Linked DNA regions of Homo sapiens: region 2 is linked to region 1. A link is an interaction called in ENCODE POLR2A ChIA-PET data of the cell type or tissue named here. Cell type or tissue: PC-3. All regions are shown on one strand. Links, peaks and the distances in the headings refer to the core of each region. The heading gives the core; the rest is flanking DNA. Region 1 has its middle 78 kb from the start of MIR4302. Region 2 has its middle 130 kb from the start of MIR4302.

Evidence for each region. ChIA-PET counts read pairs that join two places held together with the same protein. Peaks named below come from ENCODE experiments on the same cell type or tissue, not always from the same donor. Only the 100,000 strongest peaks of a DNase experiment are listed, where the experiment ranks them.
Region 2: POLR2A ChIA-PET joins it to region 1 with 5 read pairs; 3 of 35 experiments call an interaction of 5 or more read pairs at or near these places.

What each region holds. Positions count from the first base shown.
Region 1 is chr12:25,791,516-25,801,625 of GRCh38, reverse strand. No RefSeq gene overlaps it. Among named protein-coding and RNA genes, the nearest start is that of MIR4302, 78 kb to the left of the region's middle. In PC-3, for the core only: no CTCF peak of the experiment used is centred there; DNase peaks (open chromatin) are centred at 4,095 and 4,995; H3K27ac peaks cover 1,084 bases.
Region 2 is chr12:25,738,931-25,749,040 of GRCh38, reverse strand. No RefSeq gene overlaps it. Among named protein-coding and RNA genes, the nearest start is that of MIR4302, 130 kb to the left of the region's middle. In PC-3, for the core only: no CTCF peak of the experiment used is centred there; no DNase peak of the experiment used is centred there.

The sequences.
Region 1 (10,110 bases), core at 2,587-5,086:
CCTGCTGTTTTATCCTCGTTCTTCACAGAACACATGAAGAGTTGGTATTATGAAAATCATTATAAAACAATTACTTTCCATTTCTAATTATGTAACATTTGGAAAATGTCCAGATGTAAATGTGTCATACTTCTTTTTTTAACTTTTGGGCTGTAAAATAATTAAGAGAGATGAAACTGAATTAATGTAATAAAACACTATCTGACATAAAATAAATTTTATAATTGATCCAACAAGTTGTAGATAAAACTCCTTAAACTCCAAGTAGCACTGAACTTTCAGATGCCATTGAAAATATGTTGCTGCTTTTTAATGACTTCAGGGGATTGAACAACATAACCTTCTTTCAAATATTATACTAATTCCCCCCAAACCAAACTCAATATGCTTTTCTCATTGACAAAAACCAAGTTTCTCACTGTACAAATTTACCAAAATCAGAGACTTTTCTTATGATTGTGAGCTGGCTAAAATTTACCAAAGATAGGAAGATGATATTATCACCAAACATTGCTATAAATTTTTTTATTCAAGTATTACTATGATGGTGGCACAATAGTGTGAATGTAATCAGTGCCACTAAACTATACACTTAAAAATAGTTAAGATGGTAAATTTTATGTTATGTATATTTTACCACAATAAAAAAACACAAAGAAAGAATAATTATGCAATGATCACCTGAGCAAAAGTTTAATAAAAAGAGCACTATGTTTAGTTTTGACATTTTATGAGAGCCCTCCTGGGATCTCCTGGTCCCTTCACAGCCCATCCTGTCCTGACCTGAATTTTGTGCTATCGTTCCCTTGCTATCAAAGAAAGCAAAAGTCTTGCACATTAAAGAGCTTTATAAATGGAATCTTCTTCTATGTGTCCTTCTGCAACAGCTTTTTCATTCAATCTTTAGTTCCAGATTCATTTATATTGTTACATGTAGCTATACTTTATATGTTTTCACTGCTTTATCACTTGGATATACCACAATCTATTTATCCATTTGCTGTCGATCTGTTGATTGAGGTTGCTTCTCATTTTATCCTTTTTTTTTTTTTTTTGGTTATTACACATAGTATTGCTTTGAACCATTTGTCTTCCTGTACATATGGAAAAATTGTCACTATGGCATATACCTAAGAGCAAAACAACTTTTCTAGAAAATGCCAAATTGCTTTCTAGATAATGCTAAATTGCTAAATTACTTTCCAAATTTACCCACTTACATATTCACCAGCCTTGTAAAAGTGCTGGGACACTCCATGTTCTCACTAGAGTTATAATGTTTTGCCTATCTGGTTTATGTAACATGATAGCTCACTGTGGTTTTAATTTTCAACTTTTCAACTTCCTGATTTCTAATGAGGCTGTGTATCTTTTGCTTTTCATTGGCCATTTGTGTCTTCCCTTCTGTGAAGAGCCTATTCAAGCTTTTTGTTCATTTTTCTATTGAGTTCTTTGTCTTTTTCTAATTAATTTGCGGGAGTTCTTTCTGTAAGTGATGTGGATTGCAAGTCTTTTCTCCCAGTTTTTGACTTTTCTTTTCACTCTTTTTGGTGTCTGCATCGACAATTTTTTACATTTCTATTATGGATGAAATCATGAGGGAAAGAACAAAAGATATAGTTTTGGCAGTCTGGTCAGTCTGTCTCTCGTCTCATAAATCGCACAAGGTCTATCAGCCTAGAAGGTTCAGTTTGTATTTCTGTTGGTTGAAGGCAGCAACTACGTCTCAAAACTCAACTGCATCTCAGTCATCATTAAGCAATGTGTATGGTAGTATTTTTTTTTTTTTTTTTTTGAGACGGAGTCTCGCTGTCGCCCAGGCTGGAGTGCAGTGGCGCGATCTCGGCTCACTGCAGGCTCCGCCCCCTGGGGTTCACGCCATTCTCCTGCCTCAGCCTCCCGAGTAGCTGGGACTACAGGCGCCCGCCACCTCGCCCGGCTAATTTTTTGTATTTTTAGTAGAGACGGGGTTTCACCATTTTAGCCGGGATGGTCTCGATCTCCTGACCTCGTGATCCGCCCGCCTCGGCCTCCCAAAGTGCTGGGATTACAGGCGTGAGCCACCGCGCCCGGCCGTGTATGGTAGTATTTTAACCATGCCTGGAACAAATGATTACTCCATCCATTTTCCTAGCCTGCTGCACATAGCTTATTCAGTAGCCATAGAACCTGGCAAACATATAAATGCGTATTTTCCAAGATGAGAATAAGTTGCAGACATTCAACACTTTTGTATTAGGAGAGTGCAGGCGTTGTACACAGACCTGGTTTCAAATACCTCCTCCTTCATTTTCCAGGCATAAGATCTCTATGCTTCCACTTCCTTATCTCTATATTGGGACTAATAGTTACCGCAGAGGGGATTTGAGTAGATTTAATTAGATAATCAACTTACAGTACCCATCATTTAATACATGCTCAATAAATGATAATTATTATGGGATTACCACTGTAAAATAAATGGCTATACCAAGAATCACTGCATATAGATACTTCAATTTTGTTAAACAAAAGGGTAGAAATTTAAACTCAAGGAAAGGTAAAAATTACCCCAATGAGATCTCAGATTTAAGAGCAGCAAGATAATGAGTTGTTGCCACAGCACCAGGGCCAATACCCATAAGGTGGGACAAGAGTACAAAATGTCGTCACCTGCTCCATCTGCCCTGCCATTCCCCATTGTACTTCTAGCTTGATCCAGCTGTGATCCACTGTCAGAATGGAGTAACTAGAAAGTCGGTAGCTCAAGAGCACACTTTGTTCTCTTATTACACATGGAGCACTTCTTTAGGGGCCAGACTGGAATTTTTTCCCACCTCTCTGCCAATGTTGAGCACATGGGTAGCACAAAGGTCTGATCCAAAATCCTGAATGAAAAAGATATTATTGCTGCCCTTGAAGAGTTTAAAATCTAGTTGGGAAGAAAGCAATCCCTATAAAACAATTGGAGAGTAATGAAGAAAAGGAAACTGTCAAACTGTTGATTTTAATAGCTACATCCTATAAAGAGCTCACTGATATAGTAAAACTATTATTAATTAAAATTGGTTATTTTTTCAAGATTTGCCACTTATTAAAAAAAAAAAGCAAGTGTGCCGTTGTTAAGTACTTGTTTCCTATCCAAATGTTGTCAGTGGTGTTTTAACCTCATATCCTATCAGCTTCAAGTTAATTTGCTGCATTTTCTTTGTCTACGTTTTTCATTATTTTAAAAAGTGTTTGTTCACTGGGTTGGTAGCAAAAGAGAATTAGTTCTTTGCAGCCTTAAGTGAACTGACCTGACCAAGGTTACTTACCAGCAGGGAGTCATTTTTACAGAAAGGACTGAAGTATTTAGACTGGTAGTTCTGTACTTCTTCATCTCACTGCTTTTCCAGCTCAAGTGGAGATCTATTTTTGACTGGGTAGTTTAAGCAAGGTGTGATGTTAGTGCAGGGATGAATGACTCTCACAGGGAACAAGAACTCCGGCTTCCCAGTGACAGCCTGTGCCCGCCTCTCCTCCAGGATGCTCTCCTACTTATCAAGGGAATGAAGACAAGTGGACGTGGGTCCCGCTGTGTTGCAGCACCTTTGAAAATACTTGTGAAATATAAATCATTGCTTCCATTTCTGAAGCAATTGCAACAACTCTTTAGCCCAGAGAATGAGTAGAGTTTAAGAAGATAAATCTGAAAGACCTTTCAGGGGTTATTTTATATTAAGACACCCAGAAGGCAAAACTGAAATAACTGAAAAAGAAGAACACACACACACACCAAAAACACACCAGGAAACAACCAAAAGAAGCTGCTATTCCATTGTAAAATTTAGGATATACCTCTACTTATACAAGTTGCCCTGAAATAACGTTAGTGTGCTCCCAAGGTAGCAAATATAGATATAAACACCCAGCCAGCAAAATCGGCCCTCTGAATTTATAGATTGCCTTGTTTCCAAGGATAATGACTTAGTGAAGGTGTCAGCTGCCATAGCACAGCCATCACTCACTCAGCAATGGAAAAGAGTGCCTAGTGCTCATCCAAGCCTAAAGCAGGATGCTTATTGACTAACCAGGAAATGAGGCTTCTGATATTCTATTAGAATCTTAAAGAGAAAAAAAAAAACCACTGAAATATGTGTGATAGCTCACTGCTGAGTAAACATCATCATGCACAGTACACCTTTGCCAATCTTTCCTGAAGTCATTATAGGATGTGTACCACCTTTGACAATGAAAAGCAAGTAGGTATAGCTGGCCTGTCTCCACTGCCCTAAAAGGGTGACTGCTTTTAGAAAAGGAAATATTATAATAAAAAGACACCCTTAACAGGAGATAAACTGGAGTATGTATTTCCACTATAATTCTTGCATTGTTATTGAAGTAAATGATTCTAAAAGAAATTAGGGCCTTTCTAATGTATTGATTTATTCACATATTTTTCTTATTTCTTTTTAAAATAAATGCTTAGTATAGAATTAATTTGTGAGTCTGAGTTTGTTTTATTTTAAAGAAAGTGGAGAGGAAAACCCCTCTGTTGATGGGCCCACCAGAAAAAAAAATTTTTTTCAGGAGAAAGATTTGTGATGATTTTTCCAGAAGATCTACTTTGAGAATCACTGTTGGGCCCACATATAGTAGTGGCCTGGTTCTGAGAAAGGCTATCAGTTACACTCCTGGTCCTGGTTTTGTTGTGTGTCCTCCACAGATGATGTCACCTTGTTACTGCTACTCCTCTGGCTATCTGACCAATGTCTGTCAGGTTTCTAGATAAAGTGTTTCCACAGCCTATGCCTTCTGCCTGTGGATGGGTATAAGTCAGTTACTAGCATCAAAGTGTCATCGAGCTGCTGTGTTACAACATGAGAGACTCCAAATGGCAAGGGGCCAGTGCTTGAATTTTTCAGACACTTTCTATGATGCTGAGGTGAAAGGAGGGCACATGTCATTGTTCCTCCCCACTCATGACTGGATTTTAGATTCTTCCCCAGTATTCAGAGTGTCAGGGGAAGGGAGGGGAACTAGCAGCAGTTCATATGAAAGCTTGTTAGAAATGCAAAACCGCAGGCCTGACCATAGGCCTACTGAATCAGAATATGTATTGTAACTAGATCTCTAGTTGACTTATGTACACACTGCATTTTGCGAAGTGCTTTTCTACTTTTACCAAAGGATCGGTCCATATGGTCTTTTCTTACCCCTACCTTTGCCCTATTACTTTAAATCTTTCCAAATATTCTTCACTATTCAATGTAATTATATAATACATCTTGATTCTGCCTTTTCTACTGGAACAGGAAGTCAGGATTGAGGAGAGGCAGCACAAAAATAGGACTATCATGAAGTAAGCCTCAGACATTCCAATTTCTTCATGTTAAAAATCTACTCATGACGAGAATTAGTCTAGTTGAAATTACTGGCTAAATACAATACTTACTAAATAATAATAACAGTAATAATGTTCTTAAGTGAAATAAAATTAGACACTCTTTTAACCTCTGTATTTCTGTAGTGTGTGCTTTTGTAGATGTCATAATTACTATTAAATTGGGGAAGAATCATACTGATTTTAAAGCTGATGAAAATAATGAATAGATGCTGAAGTCTTAGGAAAGATTCTTCGAGTGAATGCCCTCAGCTATAATACAAATATTCCTTCTTTTCTCATGTTGAAACTGGGTATCATGATAATTTTTGCATCACGTATGTCTGTGGCACCAAAGACCTGGGTTCTTCTGGGGAACGTCACAGTTCTGTTGGTTCTGGCCACATTCAGAATTCTGGGACAATCTCTTCTTTTGACTACCCTAGAGTAACAACAATAATAGTGACAACAGCTTAAATCTCTGCAAGCACATTATATTATATGTGCTGAAAGGTTTATGAAAAGAAAAGAAAACAAAACAAAGAACTATTCAATAACAGGCAAATAGGCAAATTATAGTATTCTGACACCCCACAATAAAAAAAGTGGTCCCTGTGTGCTAATCATTATTAGTTACTTGGCATACATTATCTCCAGTTCTCGTATGTAGGAGTTATTATTCTTATTTTAGAGTTAAAGAAAGTTAGAGAAATTTTAAAAATGTTCTTAAGATCATGCAAATAATGAATGATGGAGCTTGTATTCAAACTGTAGCCTGTACTTCCCACAAACAGGCTTTTATCTAAGCTGTATAACTCTTCATCACTTGATATACAATGAGTAATTGCCTTTTAAGGTAACAGGGGAAGGCAGGTACTTCCAGGGGACTCCGGCAGTACCCCTCATCCCTGAACTACAGATCCACTGAAGGCCCTGGCACTGCTGGCTAATAGAAAAAGTCCGAATGAAGTCCAAGATGTAGTGATTCCAGGTCTCCAAAGGTCCTGCTTGCATTGCCCAAAGGGAGCTTGTACTCAGGTGGCAATTTGTTTTTATTGCTACAGTTACTTTTTATCAGTGCTGCTGTTATTCTATTTCCTTCAGGATTTTTCTCTATCATTGGTCTCTCTCACGTTTATATTCCTCCCCTCTATCAGTCCCCTTCTCTTGTTATGGGCATACTCAAGTCTCCTCATTCTAAAAAAGCAATCAACCACTAGCAACAAGAAATATTTCTTGACTCTGATTCTCCTTCCCACGGTTGCTCCACTCTTACACCCTCTTCTGCCTCTTGACAGAGTGGCTGCCTCACTTAATATCTACAAATCATTATTTTTCATTTACTTTTGAATCAATTGCCGCCTGGTTTTCTCTTCCTCCACTCACTGAAACTAATTGAACTATTTCCAGCAAGTTTCATGATGCTGATACCCAATAGCCTTCTTGCTGGAGGAAAATGGAAATATAAATGACATTTTATATTGGAGGAAAAGGGAATATAAATGACATTTGCGGAACACATCCTGTGAGTCATCTTTCTGCAATGTTCTTTGTCTATATTTTCTTATCTAACCCTCATAGTAACCCTGTGATATTTTAAATCATCAATATTATTATTATTTAAAACTCAGGAATAGGTTCAGCCTATTCCAGTAAAATAAGGTAGAGACCTGACTCAAACCTAGTTCTGTCTGACTCGAAATTCCAGGTTATTTTATTATACAAGGTGTAAACAAACAAACCAACAAAAAAGTCTAAGCCCCCACACTGCCCGCCCAGCCAACTGAATAGACCCTTTCTCTTGGCCAAGGGCTTTCCAAAGTTAACCTGAAAAACTTGTTCAGGCCATGATGGGACGGGGGAGCCAGACATGCCTCATTATACCTTCCTCCCTTTTGGAATTACTGATAGAGTAGACTCTTTAAGTCTGATAGGAAATATTCACCATCTATTCTCACTGAGTCTGCTACCTGGAGGCTTCATCTGCGTGATAAAACCTTGATCTCCACAACCTTTTATTGTAACCCAGACATTCCTTTCTATGGACAATGACTCTTTTAACCAATTAATTGCCAATCAGAAAATCTTTGAATCTGCCTATGACCTGGAAGCCGCCACTTCAAGTTGTCCTGTCTTTCTGGATTGAACTAATGTAAATCTTACATCTATTGTTTGATGTATTATATCTCCCTAAAATGTATAAAAGCAAGCTGTACCCTGGCCACCTTGGCCACATGCTGTCAGGACCTCCTGAGCCTGTGTCATGGGTGTGTCCTTAACCTTCGCAAAACAAACTTTCTAAATTGCTTGAGACCTGTCTCAGATGCTTTTGGGTTCACAAAGAAAAAAAAAAAAGACATAGAAGCAAGGAGTGGAGGAGAGAGAGAGAGAGAGAGAAAATGAGAGCGAGAATGGAAAGAAAAGGAAGAGGGGCGGAAAGATTTAAATCTAGCAAAGTTTCTCTACAACAAGCAAGAGATTCAAATTGACCATTAGATAAATTTCATTGCAATTATTACCTTTTAATTTTATTGTACAGGAATATTTTATTTCAGGATTAAAAGTGGAACATACAATTGGGAATAAAATATAATACTAGTAACAAAAGTTACTTATGTTCCAAAAGTAGCATACTTAATGGAAAGGCTTCCGATCCTCTGTTAAATTATGTTTTCTATGGAAATGAAGGCTGCAGCTAGGGTATCTACTTGCTAATACTGCCACCTTGCACAACTTTCTGAGGGATTTGTTCATGCACAAGAAACTAGGATATGGGGCAGATAGCGAATGAACACTAATTTGTGTGTGCTATTTAAGTTTTCTTGAAATTATTCAAATTTCTCTGGCCTAGAAACCAGGACAGAATCTCAAGACAGATGGCTTGGTAATGAGTTTTTCACCTCTTTTGGCTGCCAAGCAATTTGGAAATTGCACTCGGCCAGGCCCCTGTCAATGCAGTTCGGCACTTCAACTTGAAGATGAGTCTGACACCAAGAAGTTGTCAGCAGCAGCAGCTAATGCTTAGCAAGTGAGGCATATCAAGTGTCATGAAAATGGAAAGACAAAAATTCTGTTCTGGTTATTGTAACTCCCTAACAAGTTTGGGGTGCACCTAAATTTCTGTGTTGAGTTAGTTCAACTTGTATCTGCATTTCAGACTTCATTCTTAGCTTGAAATTAGATACTATTTATCAGATTATCTATTGGACAATTTTTACTTGGGTGTCATGCAGACACCTCAAAGTACACAGGCTCAAAACCAAACCCTTGATCTTCCCTCAAAAAACCCCTCCTGCTCCACTCCTTCCTGTCTCAGGAATATTAACATTATCCAACCAGCCAGTGACTCAAGCCTGGAAACCTTCTTGACTATTCCCCTTTCTCCCTCCATCACGTCCAATTATAGACACTTCCTAAACATCTCCTGAATCTGCCCACTTCTCTCCAACCCTATCACCATCACGATCTTTAGACCACCATCAATTAATTTTGAAACACACTTGGTGTAGCTCCCTGACTAAAGGCCATCAGCCTGGCCCTACTCTGCCCAATTTTCTCTGTGGAGCTAGAGTGGTACATTACATCAGATCGTGCCATTGCCCTGCTGAAAACTTCCCCGTGCTTTCCGCTGGCTGAGGAATGAAGTCTAAACTGCTCAATATGGCTCAGATGGCTCCCTCCCCAGCACCATTTTTTTTGACCAGTCAGTCATTAAGTCAGCAAGTACTTATTGAGTGCCCTTTATGCGCCAGACCTTGCTTTAGGTCCTAGGGATACAGCAATGAACAAAATAGCCACTGTCCTTAAGAAGCTTCCATGCTAGCAGGAGCAGACAGATGGTAGACATGGCAAATAACAATTGCATAAGCTTAGGTGCTGGCAAATACCAGAAGGGAGATATCTGGGTGTGGTGCCTCCTATAAGCTTTTCTTTATCCCACCTTAACTAAGTTAGATGCTTTGGACATATGCTCTTCTGTAAGCACTTGTGTCATCACACTTTAGCACCTCTGTGTTATTTCTTGTTTAATTGCCTATCTTTCATGCTGGATCACTATAGGTTTGGTAAGGGCAATGATTCATTCTAGATACCATCATTTCCTAATGACTAGTTTTTGCCTAGCACATGTCAGAGGCTTAGTAAATATTTGTCGAAGGAATGTTACTTCTTAAGTATGAATTAATTGGTAGGCTGTTATCTGATTGGGTAAATGAAAATATATATAGTTAAATTAAAAAGTTGGGTGAAATTAAAATTTATCATTCTTCTGAAGTTTACACCTGTTCAGATATCTACAGACCTATGTGCAATATATTGAACTATCAAACACACAAGTTGATCAAACTTATTTACTTCAAATCACCCAATTCTTACAGATTATGAATTTTATATATTACTGATTTTTTAGTTTTTCTTCTCATTTGCTAAGAAAGCCAGATTAAGAAAGAACTTTGTGGCCGGGCACAGTGGCTCACGCCTGTAATCCCAGCACTTTGGGAGGCCGAGGTGGGCGGATCATGAGGTCAGGAGATCGAGACCATCCTGGCTAACACGGTGAAACCCCGTCTCTACTAAAAAATACAAAAAAAAATTAGCCGGGCGTGGTGGCGGGCGCCTGTAGTACCAGCTACTCCGGAGGCCGAGGCAGGAAAATGGCAAGAACCCGGGAGGCGGAGCTTGCAGTGGGCCGAGATGGCGCCACTACACTCCTGCCTGGGAGACAGAGCGAGACTCCATCTCAAAAAAAAAAAAAAAAAAAAAAAAAA
Region 2 (10,110 bases), core at 2,840-5,339, 53 kb after region 1:
TCTTGAACAACTGAGTCAATCCCATTAAACTGGGCTGAGCAAAGTAGGCTTCGGGGATTGAAGTAGGCAAGTGGTAGTAGGACGGTCCAGGCATGGAATTGTCATCCAAATAGGATGAGGAGGGAATTTGCACGGGGGCAGCCGGGTTTAGGGTTTTGGAGTGAGAACATCTGTGTCAGCAGAGAGGATGGGCAGCGGTGAGAAATTGATTACATATGGAGAACTAATCCAATAAGTAAATATACTAAAGATAATGAGAGCCAGCTTCCTTACTGTTAAATAAGAGAAATCTATGGTATTGAAGTGGAATTAGAATTGCCTGTTTGGACTCATTGTTTTCAATATATAGAGACAGAGAGATATGTATTCACAAAGAGCACACCTAGCACAGAGGGCACCTTGGAAAAATATCCAATCCCCAGTTTAAGGCAGGAAAAGTATTACATGATTCTGGAACACACTTTTGTGCCAGAAACAAGGACTTGTTCAAAGAATGATGGAGACATGTCAAAAGGACACAGAGATCAGATTGAAGAGGCTCCTGCTGGCCAAATCTGTGACAATTTAAGCTTTAAAGGAAATAATTATAGTAATGGATTAAAGCTAATGAATAACATATAAATCCATGAGTCCATACTGATATAAATAAATAAATGAAGTTGATAGTTTGATGAAGGATGGGATATTTACATAGTGTCAAAGTATCTTCCCACAAAATGCTTACTAATTTCAAAGGGGGAAAAAAATAGTTCTACAGTGGTGAAACCTGACAGACACTTTACTCAAGATATTTGACACTATCAGTGATGAGACAAATAAGAATTGTGACATTCCTGCCAAATAATCTGAATCTAATTATGAGGAAACATTGGATATACCTAGATTGAGGGGCATTCTACAGTAACCGGCCATTTGTAATCTGCAAAATTGTCAAAATTAAGAAAGTCCAGTAAATACTGAGGAAAGGTTCAAGATAAAATGATAACTAAAGGCAACATGTGATTCTGGACTGGATCTTTCTTCTATAAAAGACATTGTTGGGACAATTTGCAAAAACTCCAGTGGGGTCTGAGGATTAGTGCTAGTAATGTATCACTGTGAATTTCCTGAGTTTGATGGTTTGTTGTGGTTGTATATAGGAGAATATCCTTACTTAGATAAATATACAATATAACATTTGAGAGTGATCAGACATTCTCTCTAATTCTCAAATTGGTTCATGAAAAAAGGTTTTGTATTGTTTTTGCAATTTTTCTCTAAGTTTCAGATTGTTACAAAAGTAATTAATAAAATAGGGCCTAATACTCAAAGAGATAATGTGAATACAATCAACATAAATTATTTTAATTAAACTTGTCCATAGTATTCAAAGCCCAGTGCCCAGTGAGTTCATATATTTTAACCCAACTAATTAAATCACATCAGAGATGAGTAGAAACAGAGATTGTTATGTGCTTACTGAGTATTAGGTCCAGGAAAAGGAAACTATATATTTAAGTGTAGGCTAGGCAGCCAGATCGTCTGGGTTCAATGCCAGTCCCATTAGTTACTAGCTATGTAACCCTGGGGAATGAATTAATCTCTTTGAGCCTCAGTTATGTCATTTGTAAAAAGGGGAATGATAATAACATTCCCAAAATTTTGTGAAGGTTAAAGAAGAAAACGTTAAGTCATTAGCATAATGTCTAGTGCATTGCAAGTGCTTAAAATGGTAGTTCCTATTAATGTTATTGTTTTATTTATTTTTTGTACCGCTGCTCTCTCTGTTAGGAAAACTTACCTATGCTTATATTGTTCTCTTTCCCTTCCCAGGTTCTGACTTTGGGGGCAGAAAAGATTCCCAGATTCTTTCCAAGTTTCTCTGAACCTAGAAAGTGGTGTAAAGAAGAAGTAATGGTAACAATAGCAAAATCAACATGTAGCATGCATCATTTCATTTAATCATTTCATCTATGAAGCTAAGAATACTCCTTTGTATGTGGAGAAACAAATGTTTAATAGTCGGTAGTTTTATGACCATTATATATGAATGTCACGTAATAACCAAGGATATATCCTTTGACTCAATAATTTTTACCCTCTTTTTCAAATGTAAGTATGTTTGCCCCCCAGAATTGCTCATTTGTTTCCAAAGATTTTGGGTAGCAGTGACAAACAAAGCCTGATACTCAGTGGGAACTCCAGAAATATTTATTGTGTTGAATATTTATTGTGTTTGAAGTGTTAACAATCTATGTCACATATCATAATGTGGATTACTTTATCAGATATTTTATTGAGGTAGATTTGGTAGGGAAGGGAAAAAAATAACAAGTGTCTCCAGTGCCTCGCAGAATGGGAAAATATGGTTATTGAACTGGTAATGAAGCACAAAAAGCCAAAGAATAGAAATAAACCTTTCACTGGACAATTTTCTGTGGGGCTGGCATTACTGCCTACCTTTCTTTGTGACACATCTAACTTGAGTGTATCTCTTTAAGACAATTTATATATAGTTATTTTCTATTAATATTTCCTTGTATCTATTCTTAATACAGAGAGAAAGAGAGAAAGGAGAGAGAGAGAGAAGAAGGAAAAAAGCCCAGCTAATCATCTTTCTCCTTAAAACTACACTTCATTTCACATGCTTGGGAACCATGTGTGAGCAAGTCCTTTCTTTTCTAAGCTAAACAAGAACAGTTGCTTTCCCCATCTGATCCTCTTCCCAATAATTGAAAATGTTTATCATTTTCCTTTGGGATTGCTTCCAGACCTCCCTCTTCTTTGAATGTGAGGTTCCAGACTGTCTCCACTATTCTAATGGGAGCCTCTCTGAATTCCAAATATAGGTCTTGGAGGAATAGTCTGTCTTTATTCCTATATACATCTCATTACAATGTGAGCAGCAGATATGGTTTGTGATTTATCTTCAGATAATTTTATTAAGCATCTGTAGGTGCAATTTGAACACGCTGGGGCAATATATAACAAATAAATGCATTAAAGACCTCCTTTCTAAGTAGTAAAAATAAATCAGATGGTGTGATTTAAGAGCCCCAGAAAAAAAGTAATAAGAAATTTTAAATGGTATAGAAGGTTATAGAGTTGCAAACCCCTCAATCAAGAAATTACTGATATTAAGTATAATATGTAATTACATATTTCTCTTCTACCTGTAACAAATAATTTTCCTGCTTTGTATAGGGATAGTTCATATTAATAAGAATGAATGATATTTGAAATACTGTCTTAAGCCATTGGAAAATAAGAAAATTAGAGCAATATTCATGAAATTGGTTTATCATGATCTTTTCTGTTTCTAATTTATTTCACAAGGAAAACACTTCATCAACATATAAAAAAGGTTTAAACTGAAATAATTATAATTAAACATTATAATGACAGCTTCCTGAATAGCGAAAACATTAACATATTTTAGATAGGAATTTCTAACAGGAAGTAAAACAAAATAAAGTCTTCTATTGTTCAAAGAAATATTTTATTTATGTTGTCACAAAGAAGAAAGAAGTCTTTAACCCAAGGTCACTGAACACTTGGATCTCACTTAACTGAGACTAAAAACCCAAGAAAGAGAATCTGCGTTGTTGTAAATGATGACTTTGTTAGGATGAACTCATTCCAGTTTTTGAAGATCAAGGTACAGAGAGATTCCTTGTCTACAGCAAGAATATTTCACAGACACACAAAAAGCTAGGCCTGTGCCTTTCACTCAATTGAAGCATAGGGTAGAGATCCCAGACAGTTAATTTGGATTAATGAAACCTATTTGTGGAAATAATGGGCAATATAATGATCATAATGTGCTAAGAAAATAATCTCTCTTTTTTCTGTTGAAAACTAGCACAAGTGGCCTGTGAACTTGCTTGATGGGAGAAAGCACATTTAATCTGGATGTTCATTTGCAAAGCATTTAGTTTAACAGCCAAAGAAAAATTATTCCTGCATAATTGTTCCGTGAAGCAGATTTATCGTGACTAGACCATTTGTGTGTGTGTGTGTGTGTATGTGTGTGTGTGTGTGTGTGTGTGTGTGTGTGTGTGTATTTGGTAGTGCTGTTTTCCAGGCACATGCAGAAGACAGATTGTTGACAGTCAATCAGTCAATGTTTAGTCAAGGGTGAGAATACTTTTGTTTTAGTCACAGATCTTCTCTACCAGCCACATGATATGTTCTCTTTTTAATCAGTGCCTTAGAAGCTTTTGTGCATTATGAGAATGCTGCTAAATATGACAGATCAGATACATCTTTTACTTTAGTCCCGCTAGGAGAATAAGCTGTTCTTCTTTTACTAGGCAACAGAAGGGGACTTTTTATGTTACTTAAAGCTCAGCTGTGTGAAGCCTTTGAGAGATGGTGCTGTCATGTTGAACTTTCTTGAATCTTTTACCAGAAGCAAATGGCTGTCTTCATTTTCCACAAAGAATTGCTGTTGAATTGGAATGTTCTTGGGATATGAGCCTGTACAGTAAACATGTACACGTTTAGGATACTTTTTGGCTGACGTTATACTTAATAGGTGTGATGAAACAAAACTGAGTAACATATGAGGAAAGCTCTGGCTTGGCCAGCTCATTCTCTACCCTGTCCTGCACACAGAGGAAGGCTCCACCATTTCCAGGCAATTCTTTGAGCTTTTATTATGCAAAATTGGTGGAACGAGGCAAAGATAAAAAACAAAAAGCAAGGCAGATGGATTTTTGACAGAAAATCAAAAAGCACGGAAAAAAAAAAAAACTATAACATCCCGAGGTCTGTAGGCAAGGTACATACTTTGCTGGGGGGCTCTGGGAACAAATAATGAACCTCATGAAGAGAGAAATTTGGACGATGCAATGATGTGAAAGCATAAGCAATTCTGGGATAGAAAAGTGAGACACTTCCTGGGCTTGGGATGTTATAAAATTGAGAAGAGAGAATTTTAATGTTTTGTTGCATCCTCGTTAAGAATGTTGAAATATGTACATAAATATTGGATGTCCTGTCTGGATGGTACTTCTCTGAATGTTAGCAGCTCTCCGGGACTGAGCCACATGATCAGGACTTCCTGGGGATTACATCAGTATGACAGTTATAAGCTTTTATAATGGGCATTTTCTGCTGGTGCTTTCTGCTTCAGACACATTTTGAAACACTGGAAAATTGCCAATAATGATAGGTTTCTGTGAGTACCTGAGTATCTTTGAACCGATAGACTTATTTATCTACAAGGCCATTTTAGATACTCATAACACAGATATTCTCTGTGTTACCTGAGCGGTGTATCTGCTGACAGTGCTACATCATAAAATAAGATTTGTGATATTGTTGGAGATATAAGATGGTGAGTGATGATCACAGAGTACAGCATCTTAAGAGTCTGAAGGTGAACTGGAAAAAATTAAAATCAAGTTTCAAGAGATTTATTTGTCAACATAAGTCTAGAAAAAATTTGGCAGGATGTGTAGAAACAAGTAAATACAGAAGTGAGACACCAAATGGCTTAAGACTTCTTTTTGTTTAAAATATTTCTAGTGGGTAAGAACCTGATCGCTTGCTGAATGTTTTCCTGAATCTCTGAAGTTTTCTGGGACTTTGATTTTACAGCAATAATAAAAGATTTTCAAAAGAAAAGCTAAGCATTTCTCAAGAATGATTTCCTTTTCTAAACAGGCATTCCTGATTCTACATGATTTAACTAATTAACTAATTTTCTAACTTTTAAAGTCTCCTTTCCTGCCCACTTGCTGTAGGAGGCACGGGGTGCTACAGCATGACAAGCCTGAAGATGAGCCTGAAGATGAGATACGGGTTGTAATAAAGCTATTAATTTTAATCTCCAGTGAGGCTGTGCAATCAAGTTGGGAAGACCCAGCTACACAGATCTTATAGGCCTGACTGCAGACTAAGGTCATAGGGATTCTGGGAAGGATCAGAGAAACCTTCAGAGCACAGCTGAATGTGTGGCTGCAAATTTTTATGGTGCAATTTATCACAATGGCTAACATGATAGTATTAAGAAGTGGGGCCGTTAGGGGGTGATTAAATCATGGAGGTAGATCCCTCACAACCAGGATTAGCAATCTCATAGAAGGGGTGGAGGTGACTAGCTAGGTCCTTTGCCTTACTGGCCCTCTTCCATGTGAGGGCACAGTGTCCATCTCCTCTCAAGGATGCAACGCTCAAGATGTTATATGTGAAGCAGAGACCAGGACCTCTCCAGACATTGAACATGCCAGCTCCTTGATCTTGGACTTCCCAGCCCCTTCAATGGTGAGAAATAAACTTCTGTTGTTTACAAATTACCTAGTCTCAGATATTTTGTTATAGCAGCACAAATGGACTAAGACAACAGTCTTTTGAACTCTCTTAGGTCACATTTGTCCACCTCTTGTGTTCTGCTTATTTTACGTAACTTGTTTATACCCATTTTTGTATACAAATAAGCTGTGTTGTTAATCACAGTAAGATGCCTCATATGGGGAACCATGATTTCATGTCTTCTTGAAGAAGTCTTACACTCTTCTCTAGTTATAACAAAGAATTTGGAAATAAAGAATCATAGAGATACTCTTTTTTCCCTATGTTCTGAGAGCACATTTACACAGACACTTTACAGATACATTAATGCCAAGTATCCCTGCCAGGTACGTATTTATTATACTAGTTGGGATAAGGAATTCATGCTGCTCTAATAAACAGACCCCTAACTCCTACTGATTTAGCAAATGAACATTTACTATTGGTTTATGCAGCACAAGGTGGATGATCCTACTTGGTGGGACCACGCAGTCATTCAGAGATTCAGATTCTTTCCAGTCTGTGGCTCTGCTTTCCCCTGGGGCCTTGGAGTCCTCTGCTAGATCCTCAGTAGGCAGCCAGCAGACAGGGAAGAGAGAGTGTGGAGTGTCACTTGGAGGATCTGTATGGGCCAGATCTGAAGGCAGCATCCACTACTTCTGCCTTTATTCTAATGGCCAGAGTCCTCTAGCCAGGCTGAATTGCAAGATAAGCTGGGAAATCCAGTCTATCTTTGTGGTCAGAAGGAAAGGGAATTGGATTTAGTGAAAAATGAGCCAGTCTCTGGCATAGTGTTATTATTTTCACATTACTAACAGGAAAACTAAGTCATAAAGAGTTTAAATAATATACAAAAGTCACCCAGCTAATGGTGGTAAGCTAAAATCTGATCCCAGGAATCTGACTCTCGAACAGCACTTTTAACCATGGTACAGGGGTTCCTCCCCGAGAAATAATTCATGGTACTTCACATTACTTCAAATGAGTAAAATGCGGAAAATGCAGCAGAGGAAGAGTTTTATGAACTTTTCCTAGTTCATAAAATGTAGCAGACACAGGATTAGTGTTCATTTACTCCATGGAATCTTTTTTTTTTTTTTTTTTTTTTTTTTTGAGACAGAGTCTCACTCTGTCCCCCAGGCTGGAGTGCAGTGGCGCGATCTCGGCTCACTGCAAGCTCTGCCTCCCGGGTTCACGCCATTCTCCTGTCTCAGCCTCCCTAGTAGCTGGGACTACAGGCACCCACCACCATGCCCGGCTAATTTTTTGTATTTTTAGTAGAGATGGGGTTTCACTGTGTTAGCCAGGATGATCTCAGTCTCCTGACCTCGTGATCCGCCCGCTTCGGCCTCCCAAAGTGCTGGGATTACAGGCGTGACGTACCGCGCCCGGCCACTCCATGGGATTTCAACCCTATTTAGGATGAATGTGTGATGCTCTGATCTCAGTGTGTCTCTTCCTGAACATCCTTGGGGAAGTGGTGTGTGTGCTCTGATCTCCGTCAGTATTCTAGACTGAGCCAACCCACACTCTATCATCTGAGATGCCTGTTTCCAACAGCATGAATCTATGGAGGCAAATGGTTAGAACTGAGGATCTAGACTGGGTCGTGGAGTCAAACTAACAGACAGGCAGTGTGGCATCGGGTTAAACGGCAGACTCTGGAATCAAAACTCTTGTACCAGTAAAACCCAACCCTGGCTCTGCTGTTCTCTGGCTGGGTGACTTTGGGCTACTTAATCTCTTCATTCTATAGCTTACTCATGTGTAAAATGTTGATAATGATAACACCTACCTCACAGGGCTGTTATGGGGCTACATTAACACCTGTAAAGTACTAGAATAGTATCTGACACCTAAGCAATCAAAAGAGGTTGCTTTTTACTGTTGTTATTGTTATTTACTGGCATCTGATCAAGCTAAAAACATGGTATATATTTTTGCTGACACATAAAATCAGCTCAGTAAATAGTAACCTCACCTACTCAATAGCTCAAGTGATTGGATGCCACCCTCCCTCATTGGCAAAATCCAGTCCATCAGTAAGTCCTGCCAGCTCTACTGCCAATGTATTTATTATATTTAATCCTCTTCATTGTCCCTCCTTTTCCCTATTTCAAGCGTCTTTCATCTCTTGCTTAGACTACTGCAAAAACCTTTTAAAATGTTCCTTGCTTCTTCCTGTGCCCCCTACAATCCAGTCTCCACCCAGAAGCAAGGGTGATCTTTTCGTTTTCTAGTTTTATTGAGATATGATTGACAAAACAAAAAACAAACAAACAAACAAACAAAATGTATCTAGGCCAGGTGCAGTGGCTCATGCCTGTAATCCCGGTATTTTGGGAGGCTGAGGCAGGAGGATCACCTGAGGTCAGGCGTTCAAGACCAGCCTGGCCAACATGGTGAAACCCCATCTCTATTAAAAATACAAAAATTAGCCAGTCATGGTGGTACACACCTGTAACCCCAGCTACTTATAAGGGTGAGGCAGTAGAATCGCTTGAACCCCAGAGGCGGAGGTTGCAGTGAGCTATTGCACCAGTGCACTCCAGCCTAGGCGAAAAAGGCTCCAAAAAAATGGGCATACAACATGATGACTTAATATACGTCTATATATATACATTGTGAAATGATTACCACAATCAAATTAATTAGCACATTCATCACCATACATAGTCACCATTGTTTGCGCATGTGTGTGTGCGAGTGTGTGGTGAGGACACTTAATATCTAGTCCCTTAGTACATTTCAAACTCTATGGTATTATTGAGTATAGGCACCACATTAGATCCTCAGAAGTTATTCATCTTATAACTGAAAGTCTGTACCCTTTGACCAACATTTCGCGTTATCCTTCCACCCCCCAGTCCTTGGCAACCATCATTCTATTCTTTGCTTCTATAAATGTGATTTTTTAAATTCTACATATAACTGAGATTATATAGTATTTGTCTTTCTGTGTCTGGCTTATTTCACTTAGCCTAATGTTCTCCAGGTTCATCCATGTTGTCACAAACATGGCAGAATTTCCTTCTTTTTAATGGCAGAATAATATTTTATTATATATATATATACACTACATTTTCTTTATCCATTCATTTGTTGAAGGACATGCAGATTGTTTCCGTATTGTGGCTACTGTGAATAACACTGTAATAAACATGAGGATGCAGATATCTCTTCAAGATACCTCTTCAAGATACTGATTTCATTTCCTTTGTATAACACCCAGAAGTGGGATTGCTGGATTGTATCGAGGTTTATTTTTAATTTTTTGAAGAAACGCTGTACCATTTTCTATAATGGCTGTACCAATTTACATTCCTTTGAAAACATAAATCAGATCAGGTAACTCCCCTGAGTAAACCTGCCAACAACTTCCAACCTCATTTAAGTAAAATCTGAAGTCCTTCTTTTAATCATGGGTAGATAATTTCTTAATAGGTCCTAGATCATCCAGGACAGTCCTGGCTTATACTGTTTTTCTAAGATTATTATTAATAGCACCCCTTTCACTCTCAAAAGTGTCCCAACAGATGATAAATTATATAATTGCCCTACTTAAGTGACCTGGAGCATCCCCACCCTAAGTAAATACTAACAATATAATTTGGTAATAAAACTTTTTGAATTTTTATAGGAAGGGAGAAGCACCTGCTAATTTAATTAAAGTTCATAAGCCTCAAATGCTAAGCTTGAAGCAATTTGATTATAATACAGAAGTTTGGATTTAGTCTGACTGGCTTTTAGCTGTATTTAAAAATAATTGATGGGTTACTCAGCACTGGCCCTGAGTCTTGTCTTCTTGTTAGAGGGGCTTAGCCATCTCTCCAG